Linked DNA regions of Homo sapiens: all the other regions are linked to region 3. Evidence: chromatin contacts called from ENCODE Hi-C or POLR2A ChIA-PET data. All regions are on one chromosome and are shown on one strand. Each heading gives the region's core, a stretch centred on a gene start or an enhancer-like site at or near the end of the contact. The rest is flanking DNA. Distances are from core to core; before and after follow the strand shown.

Region 1 (3,211 bases), core at 695-3,194, 260 kb after region 3:
AAAAGCCACACACTGTCTTTCCCAGCCGGATGTCATCATCTGGCCTCAGCCCCTTATTTGAATTCTGGAAAACCTCCCATGTCCACTTGAGCAGCTCCTTGGGGAGGGCACTGCACAGGATTCCTCCTGCCAGGGAGCCCCGGGGCACAGGGAGGGGAAAGACACAGAAAGCGGGGGTGGGACAGGGTGCAGCACCTGAGTCCCCGTGCTGCACGAGTGGCTGGGGGAGAAGCTGTTGTCTGGGGAGCCCCAGGGGGTGCAGGAGCGTGTGGACAGGACCCCACAGGCCCTGCGGCTGAGGACGCCGTGCACACCAGAGTGTTTCTGCTCCTCTCCCCTCTCTGGGCGTGAAACGGGGACATGGGCACGCGTGTGCAGCCGTGTGTGCGTGTGTGAAACGGGGACGTGGGCACGCGTGTGCAGCCGTGTGTGCGTGTGTGAAACGGGGATGTGGGCACGCGTGTGCAGCCGTGTGTGCGTGTGTGAAACGGGGACGTGGGCACGCGTGTGCAGCCCTGTGTGCGTGTGTGCCGTTGGGCTGAGTGTTCGTGTGTCGGGCATCCATGTGTGTTGTGTGCACATGCATACTGTGTTTGTACACACTCCACCCACTTCTGCATCCTGGTGTTTTCAATGAGGCATGCATGGTGTGCCTTCAGACATTTTTACACATTTTTTTTGCCATCAGAATGGGTGTGGGGCAGGCAGGGCGGGCAGGTCACTCGCCGCTGGGATAACTGGGCTCCCCAGCGGCCACAATGGAAGTCTCAGTAGCCAGAGAAGGACAGACAGCAGATTGGAGGACTGGAATATAGTCTAGAACCCAGCTTGGGATGGGGATTCCGTGTGGGACAGCGGCAGCGTCTCACCTCAGCAGGGACCAGGGGGACTTCCGGGGACGCAGAGACAGCTGCTGTCCTTGGGCAAAACGGGTCAGGGTCTCCCACCCCTCATTCGCTGGAACACATTCCCAACAGGTTGACTACTTGAACCTTTTTAAAAAACAAAATGGCTGTAGAAGGAAACACAGGAGAGTATTTCCGTTACTGCAGCGAAAGGGCTTCTTCAAGCTTAGTTCTGTAGAAGCAGAAACGAGAGAGGAGGGTCGTCCGCAGGTTCCACCAGTGCCTCGTGCCGGTGTGGTCACAGGTGCCCTGGCAGGACCGACAGCCCAGAGGCAGCCTGGGAGACCTCCGTAGTGTCAGGGACGGTGGCAGGGAGGCCGAGCTGCCAGGTGGAGGTGCTGGTTCTGTTTGGGAAGTGGAAGTCACAGAGGCCTGTGTGCCGCCTGCTCAAGCCTGGCTCACACTCGTGTCAACTGGGCATGAAAACCAACGCCAGCCAGGTTCGTCCTGCTGCCGGCCCATGTGGCCCCACTCGGTGATGGCTGTGTGCTCTCCCCCAGGGTTCAGCGTGGACTGGTGGGCGCTGGGAGTCCTCATGTTTGAGATGATGGCCGGGCGCTCCCCGTTCGACATCATCACCGACAACCCGGACATGAACACAGAGGACTACCTTTTCCAAGGTGCGTGCCCCGCTGTGCGTTCGTACCCCTCACCTGCACGACTGTCTTCCTTCCTTTTCAAAGGTGCAGGTGGAGGGGTCCCGCGGGTGCCTGGAGCGGCAGTGCCATGCAAAGCGTACCGGGAACCATTCCTCCTGGCCAGACCCTGTGTCACATGCCACTCCCCGGGCCGTGGGGTGGGGTTACCACACCTGTGGGTCAGCAGGAAAGAGAACCTGTCCCCATTCAGCTCCAACTCCCTCCTGCCCTGGCCAGCAGCACATGCTGGAGCCCCAGCATGTCCTTGACCGAGGCTGTACCGAGCTGAAAGCACAGCCCCCACCCCCAAAACCCACAGCCACCATCATGGGCTCCTTCCCACCTGGAGGCCCCGGGACCTGCTCCTGGTCTGGAATTCAGTGCTGTGGGGATGTGGGATCTGGGAACGCGGCTGTCTCCGCGGTGCCCTCTGGTGGCCAGCCTGCAGAGGCACCCGTGTACCTGCGATCTTGGGGCTGAGGAAGGGGAGCTGCTGGTTCACGTCCGATCCTACGACACGTGCCAGCGCATGTAACCAGGAGGCCCAGGGAGGACCCGGCGGGACTCCGGGTTATAGATATTGCTGGGCTGTAGGAAGGGAGGGGCTCCGGGGCCCCAAGGCTGAGCTCCCAAAGCTCTTGCTCAGAGTCAGAGTCTGGGCGGCACTGGGCAAATGGCACACAACACAGGCAAGTCCTCACCAGGCTCCGCCCTTGCAGTGATCCTGGAGAAGCCCATCCGGATCCCCCGGTTCCTGTCCGTCAAAGCCTCCCATGTTTTAAAAGGATTTTTAAATAAGGTACGTTTCTGGCCATGCTGACAAAATCTCGTTTGTGGCCTCGGTGTTGGTGGGCAGAGGGCCAGGCACGGCTGTTGGCCATTTTTTCATGTCGGCTGCTGTGTATCGGGTGTGTGGGTTGATTTTCCGCTTCAGTATTTGAGCTCTGTGTTCTGTGAATCGTCCGTTTTTACTCACACCTAACAAAATGAGAATGTGTGCCCAAGGAAAATGGAACGGAGCTTAACGTACGGGGAAGGAACTTTCAATAAAGGAAACATCTGATTTCCACCACCTGGGTCAGAGCATCGGGGGAGGGCTTGTCAGCACTGGGAGTGGCCACCAAGGAGAGGGGGTCATGGGGCTTCCGGGATGGGGCTGACTTGTCCTTGTTTGAACTCTGACCTCCAGGACCCCAAAGAGAGGCTCGGCTGCCGGCCACAGACTGGATTTTCTGACATCAAGTCCCACGCGTTCTTCCGCAGCATAGACTGGGACTTGGTAAAGCATCACAAAGCCTATTTGCACCCCCATCCCCATCCCAACCCCAAATCTACCCAACCCCCATCCCAACCCCAACCCCAATATTCACCCAACCCCCACCCCACCCCATCCGAACCCCAATATCCATCCCAACCCCAAATTCATCCAACCCTCACCCCACCACCAACCCAACCCCCAGCCCAACTCCCACCCCAACCCCCAACTCAACCCCCACCCCAATATCCACCCAACCCCACTCCAACCCCTACACCCCCAACCCCTCCAACCCCTATAATCTGGTGGACAGAGCCGGGGCTGTGTGGGCCGGGTGGGCTGTGTGAGCTCGCGCACCGCCGGGCTGGTCTTTGACATGGCCCCACTTGCGTGGAGCCAAGGCTCCTGTCTCC
Region 2 (2,929 bases), core at 430-2,929, 240 kb before region 3:
GACTCTGTCTCAAGAAAAGAAAAAAAGAAAATGCAATCGTTCACTGTCCAAAGATTTTTAGCAATTGAATCCCGTTTTTCTCTGCGCGTGTTGGCGGATCCTTGCTCTTGAGAGACGGTCTCCTGGCACACTTGACTGTCGTCCTGGCAGACCTGGGGCTGTGGGTCCTTCACGCCCTGCCTGGCAGCTGCACCTTCTCGATGGGCTTTGTGGCTGCCGCTGTCGGGTGCCCAGGACTAATTCCATGCTACTTTCTTTTTCCTTTTTTTTTTTTTTTTTGAGACGGAGTATTGCTCTGTCGCCCAGGCTGAAGTGCAGAGGCGTGATCTGGGCTCACTGCAAGCTCCGCCTCCCGGGTTCTCGCCATTCTCCTGCCTCAGGCTCCCGAGTAGCTGGGACGACAGGCGTCCGCCACCACGTCCGGCTAATTTTTTGTAATTTTTTTTTTTTTAGTAGAGACGGGTTTTCACCGTGTTAGCCAGGATGGTCTCGATCTCCTGACCTCGTGAACCGCCCACCTCGGCCTCCTAAAGTTCCATGCTACTTTCTAGACAGACTCCGTGGTATAAAACCACACTTACACCCGCTTCACGCTCAGGCGACTGTGGCTTCGGGGCGAGACACCCCCTCCCTTCCCACGAGCTCCAGGAAGGTCAGAACAGCCGTTTCCTCCTGAGGTCCAGTGGGAATCATCCCCCCAGCTGGGGCTTTGCACAGACGCCACTGTGACTCCGCAGCACCGAGACCCCACCTCCCCCAGGTCTCAATCCCAGCGCTCAGGCAGCCCGATTTCCTGTTTCTCACACCTGGGTTTCTCTTCCTGCTTCGGGGGAGGCTGTGCATCTGAAGGGGCGCCCATCCTGTCTCACCAAGGCGCTCTGGGAGCGTGTGGTGCCGGCCGTGCTGCCCGACCCAGTACCCCTCCTCGTCTCACTTCTCCCCCGGGAAACTGGGGTTCCCACCTCATTCGTGACCTCCTTCTGTGTTTATGTTTATGCACTTGCGTGCGTGCCATATGTATACATAAATATTCTGTGTTCACACTGAGGGACGCACGCCACCCCCTCCCCCATGAAGACCTCGCCTGGGTGCTCAGGCCGGCCTCTCCCCCAGCTCACCTGCCCAGCAGTGCTCAGAGGTGCCTGAAACTTGGCCTCCCCATACCCGGGAACAGGCGCTTCTGCCCTCTCCCCAGTGGCGGCAATGCCAGGGCCTCTGCAGCCTTCCTCTCTCTCCTCCCCTCCCCCTGCTGTGTGTGTCTGTGCACCCAGGTCTCCCCGTCTGCCCATCACACCGCCAGCTCAGTGCCACCCAGACGCTCCCAGGCCACCCATGTGTGCCCTGACCCCTCGGTGCACCAGGACAGCTGCCTCCAAGGGCACCCCAGGCCTCAGTGAGGAGAAGGCCGACCCCTCCACCAGTTCCCACAGCCTCGGAATAACAAAGGACTCATCCACTCCTCGGGCCACTGACAGTGCCAGATCTCCACAAAGACACCATTCCCTTCTTCCTGTTCAGCAGCACAGTCCCACTGCTTAGCCTGGGGTGACAACAAGCTGGGAGCTAAACCTCCATGGGCTGCAGCCTCCCTGGAGCTAGGACTGGCTGGGCCCTGAGCCAGGGAGCTAGGAGACTTTGTGCCAGTTTCCCGGACTGATGGGCCCTGGCTGGGGGTGGAGCAGCTACCTGGCTTTCCTGAGGTGAAAATCCAACAACAAAGGGTGCGGCAGAGCAAAAGGACAGAGCACTCGCGACAGGGCTCCGCAAGGCAGGGGTGGAGCTCATGGCAGGCGTGGATCTCACTCCCCACCTCACTAGGCCTCACGGCCCTTGACCTCTCCCTCCCACCTCGAAGGCTGCCCCCTGGCTGGGGACGCTGTCACAGCACCCGCTACACAGGCTCTGCCACCACCAGCGAGTTTCTAAAACCAAATTCATTTACATGGCAAGGAGGCCACGCTCAAGAAACCCCTCCAGGAGCAAGGAACAGCACGTGGGCTCGGGCGTGTGCAGACGACGCCAGTCACGTCCCACCTGACGTCGAGGCAAACCTGGAATTCAAAAGGCAAGCATCTCCCTCTTGCCAGAACAGTCTGTCCACTTAGCTTCCCTCTGAGAAACTCACAGCATCCCAGGCAAAACTGCTCCCCGCAATGAGGACCCCCATTCCCCTTCTCTGCTGACACTGTGCTCCAAGAAGCCTGTGGGACCCACACAAGCAGCCCAGTCCCCACCCTAATGTTTGCTCACAATTAGTGGAAACAAAAAAACAGAAATCACACTTCACTGACGCTGCCGTTCTCTGTACATCAAGAACTTAAGGTTCTGGGCCAGGCGCCGTGGCTCACACCTGGAATCCCAGCACTTTGGGAGGCCAAGGTGGGCGGATCACCTGAGCTCAGGAGTTCATGACCAGCCTGGCAAACACAGCAAAACCCCGTCTCTACTAAAAGTACAAAAAAAAAATCAGCCGGGTGTGGTGGCTGGCACCTGTAATCCCAGCTACTCGGGAGGCTGAGGCAGGAGAATCACTTGAACCTGGAAGGCAGAGCTTGCAGTGAGCTGAGATCGCGCCATTGCACCCCAGCCTGAGCAACAGAGCGAGACTCCCGTCAAAAAAAAAAAAAAAAAAAATGCTGGGCGCGATGGCTCACACCTGTAATCCCAGCACTTTGGGAGGCCGAGGAGGGTGGATCATGAGGTCAGGAGTTCAAGACCAGCCTGACCAACGTGGAGAAACCCCGTCTCTACTAAAAATACAAAATTAGCCGGGCGTAGTGGATGCCTGTAATCCCAGCTACTCAGGAGGCTGAGGCAGGAGAATCGCTTGAACCCGGGAGGCGGAGGTTGCGGTGAGCCGAGATCACACCGTTGTACTCCAGCCTGGGCAACAAGAGTGAAACTCCGTCTCAAAAAAAAAAAATTTTTT
Region 3 (2,991 bases), core at 409-2,908:
AAGAAGATGCAGACGTCACAGGTGGCCCTGAGCTCCCACCCGAGGCTTAGGCCCAAGGGGCCTCTTCCAGGCTGAGGGCCTGCTGGGGCTGGGCCAGGGGCTGAGGCTGAAAGCAGCAGCCTGCCTAGTGGGTGACGCCAGGGGCCGGTGTAACATGGCACCGAGGTTGGGGCCACAGCAATGTGTGGGACGGTGGGGTGGGCTGGGGCCCTTGGCTCCAAGCATTAGTTCTCCAAGCTCTGGTCCGTTCTCCTACCTCCTTCAAGGGGCACCAGGGCTACAAGGTGGTAGTTGAGTATTGGGGCCCGACTCCTGGGGCACTGGAGTGGTCTCTAGGCCCGAGGCCCCAAGGAGAGGGCTGGGTTTCTGGGAGAGTGCTGGTCCTTCCTCTCTGGGCTTGGCCATCTTGACAGCTTCATCGTAGGAGGGTGGAGGCTCCGGGGTGTACAGGCTGTAGGCAGGAGGAGCCATGGAGTCCAGGTCCAGCTCCCCAAAGGGCAGGGGCAACCGCATGCCCAGTGGGTACTGCACGGAGCTGTAGGCTGCAGGGAACCAGAGTGGGTTCGTGGAGGCGGGCTTGGCATTTACCCCCGCCATCTCCACCCTCAACTGGCGGGCCCCTAGGCACTCACAGGTCACAGTGCTGTGTACAGGGCTGTCACTGTCCATAGGGATGACTGCCACGTCGCAGGGCTGCCGTGCTGGTGGCAGATGTGGCTGGGCCTGTGCCTGCTTCCGGAGGCAGCAGAACCGGACACAACCAGCTGTGACACCACACAGCAGAAGCAGGAGGACCGCCAGCAGGATGAGCCTAGGAGAGCAAGGCTCTACCACTGGACTGACCCTCGGCCACCGGGCACCTGCACCCTGGGGAATGTCGTGGCACAACCACCGAAGACAGGTTAACAGGATAAAAAGCAGACAATGTCTCTCCATGTCGGAGACCGCCGTGGCCAGAGCCTGGCCTCGGGCTGCTGGGCCTGCCCTGGCTATCTCTCCTGGGCTGGCCAGGGGTGGCCTTGGGCTCACTCCCAGGACTCGCTGTCCTCAGCGAGTGCCCCACTGCTGAGCGGGATCGTAGGGGACTCCCGCGGAGGCCAGGCGGGAGAGGTGGGAGGGAAGGTCCTGCTTGCTCCAGGTCAGTTCCCGCCAGCGGCCGGGACTGGGCGACAGCGGAGGCGGCCTGGTGAGGTAAGGGCCTGGCGGGCCTGGCCCCGGTGACCCCCGCCCCAGAACCGTCGGACGCACGGCTCCGCCGCGGCCTCCACTTACCCCACGTGCCACAGGCTGCTCCAGCGGGCCTGGGGCGGGCACCTGTGGGGACGGCGGCACCTGGAGCAGGCGGGGCATGGGACGGCCGACCTCGCCACCCGTGCCTCCCCATAGGGCGGGGCCAGGCCCCGGCTCCCTCCCCCCCGACTTACTGGTCCGAGGGGTCGCAGCTGCCGTCCGCGAAGCCCAGCGCCACCTGTGGGGACAAGGGTGAGCCCGGGAGGGGCGTGGTCCGAGCAGGGACCCGCCCCGCGGTGGCCGAACCGAGAGAGAACGCCGCCCGACCCACCTGCGGCAGCGGCAGGAGCGGCAGGAGCGGCAGGAGCGGCAGCAGCAGCCGCAGTCCGCGGGCGGCCAGCGGCCCCCGGGCCATGCTCTGAGGAGGTTGGAGCAAAGCCCGGCGGCGCGGCTTTATGGGGCCCCGCCCACCACAGGACACACCCACCACATGACACGCCCACAGAACGCCCGCTCAGAGTAAACCCCGCCCACCGGGCCCCGCTGGCCGCAGGCCCCGCCCACAGGCGCACACGCCTACTGGACGCCCCACGCAGGGTAAACCCCGCCCTCCGGGCACCGCCCAGAGCAAACCGCGTTCGTCGCAGGCCTCGCCCACAGGACGCCTCACGCAGCATAAACCCCGCCCACTGGGCCCCGCCCAGTGCAAGCCTTGTTCGCCGCAGGCCCCGCCCACAGGAGCCCTCGCCCACGAGACGCCCCCATTCGCTGGGCCTCCACTCAATGCAAACCCCGCCCACTGGCCCCATGCCCAACGTAAGCCTCGCCCACCATACCCCGCTCAGCGCAATCCCCTCCCACTGGGCCACGCCCAACGTGTTCAGAGGGCTTGTCCGCCACAAGCCCTACCCCGCAGCTCCACCTGGCCCAGACTCGTGAGGCGACGGTGGGTCTCGTCCTCAGCCCGGGCACGGCGCCTTAACCTCGGCCGAGCGTGGCCTGCTCTGCTGCTGGTCTGGGCGTGGCCCGGGGACCCTCGGGAGCTGGCCTGGAAAGTCGTGGCTGCCTTGGGTGTGGTCCCTCGGGTCCAGTCTCGCAGGCGGGCTCCAGGTGGACTGTAGGGTAACGCCACCAAGATGCTGGGCATCCCGAACTTGGTGTTTGGACACTTGATTGTGGACCTGCGCTGCAGGCGCTGTCTGGGGGCTGGCCCAGGGGGCTGGAGCCTGGCCCTGGCTCTGGGCTGTTGAGGCGCTGGGTGCAGACCACTTTCCCAAAGCACTTGGCCTTGGGGGCCATGCCCCACCTGGGGAATGTGACCTCCATTCCCGAGGGCCACAGGGAGCCCAGTGCCCTTCCCTCAGCCTGCAATGTCTGCTGCTCCCTGTGCAGGGGCAGGCCTGGGGCCATTTCTTCCAGGGGGACCCCAGACCCTTATCCCTCTGCCACCAGGCCAGGGGCCCTGTTAGGCTCTTGGTGCCCTCTGCTCCCCGTGGGACCAACAGCACACCGTCTCTCTGGTGGTCAGGCTAAGGGAGGTGGTCAGCACAGCAAGGGGCAGGGTCCATCTTACTGCAGGAGGGGCATGCACCCCTTGCTCAGAACTGTTCCACATGTGGGCGCTGCTCAGTGTCCCCCACCCCTACCACAAGGGCAGTGACCCTGGAGGGCAGGGCCTCCTCTGCGTGGCTCTTCTGCCCATACCTGCCCCTTCACTGCATCACTCCTTCCACTGTTGGGCTCTGCCTGAAGTTGCCTTTC

Evidence for each region. A loop is a pair of places that touch in the nucleus more often than their neighbours do. ChIA-PET counts read pairs that join two places held with the same protein, here RNA polymerase II (POLR2A). Pooled maps may share reads with other maps.
Region 1: a pooled map shows a loop between it and region 3 (3-fold over the local background). The contact joins the enhancer-like site here to the promoter of TMEM52 in region 3. A Hi-C loop is called at or near these places in 1 of 168 maps with a recorded cell type or tissue (naive thymus-derived CD4-positive, alpha-beta T cell) and 8 of 50 pooled maps. POLR2A ChIA-PET finds 5 or more read pairs at or near these places in 2 of 52 experiments (SK-N-SH and activated T-cell).
Region 2: a loop to region 3 is called in a pooled map, with 4 times the contacts of the local background. The contact joins the enhancer-like site here to the promoter of TMEM52 in region 3. A Hi-C loop is called at or near these places in 2 of 168 maps with a recorded cell type or tissue (PC-3 and naive thymus-derived CD4-positive, alpha-beta T cell), 6 of 37 single-sample maps with no recorded cell type and 7 of 50 pooled maps. POLR2A ChIA-PET finds 5 or more read pairs at or near these places in 7 of 52 experiments (AG04450, B cell, CD8-positive, alpha-beta memory T cell and 4 more).

The regions. Positions count from the first base shown.
Region 1 is chr1:2,172,492-2,175,702 of GRCh38, forward strand. It overlaps PRKCZ (protein kinase C zeta), which reads left to right. Exons shown (of 18, transcript NM_002744.6): 14 at 1,406-1,525; 15 at 2,263-2,342; 16 at 2,733-2,822. Among named protein-coding and RNA genes, the nearest start is that of PRKCZ-AS1, 9.8 kb to the right of the region's middle. RefSeq lists a silencer at 1,355-1,521 and an enhancer at 3,075-3,211. Within about 2 kb of position 1,945, at least 7 of the 41 ENCODE cell types and tissues checked have a DNase peak (open chromatin) inside an H3K27ac peak, as active enhancers do.
Region 2 is chr1:1,677,217-1,680,145 of GRCh38, forward strand. All of the region lies in intron 2 of SLC35E2B (solute carrier family 35 member E2B), which reads right to left. Among named protein-coding and RNA genes, the nearest start is that of SLC35E2B, 14 kb to the right of the region's middle. RefSeq lists an enhancer at 789-838. Within about 2 kb of position 1,680, at least 15 of the 41 ENCODE cell types and tissues checked have a DNase peak (open chromatin) inside an H3K27ac peak, as active enhancers do; they include B cell and GM12878, where a contact is called at or near this core.
Region 3 is chr1:1,917,621-1,920,611 of GRCh38, forward strand. It overlaps TMEM52 (transmembrane protein 52), which reads right to left and starts at 1,659. Exons shown (of 5, transcript NM_178545.4): 1 at 1,562-1,659; 2 at 1,425-1,468; 3 at 1,273-1,314; 4 at 633-811; 5 at 1-542. The coding sequence starts at 1,645. The coding sequence ends at 262. RefSeq lists enhancers at 976-1,777, 1,837-2,430, 2,431-2,991 and a silencer at 1,256-1,895.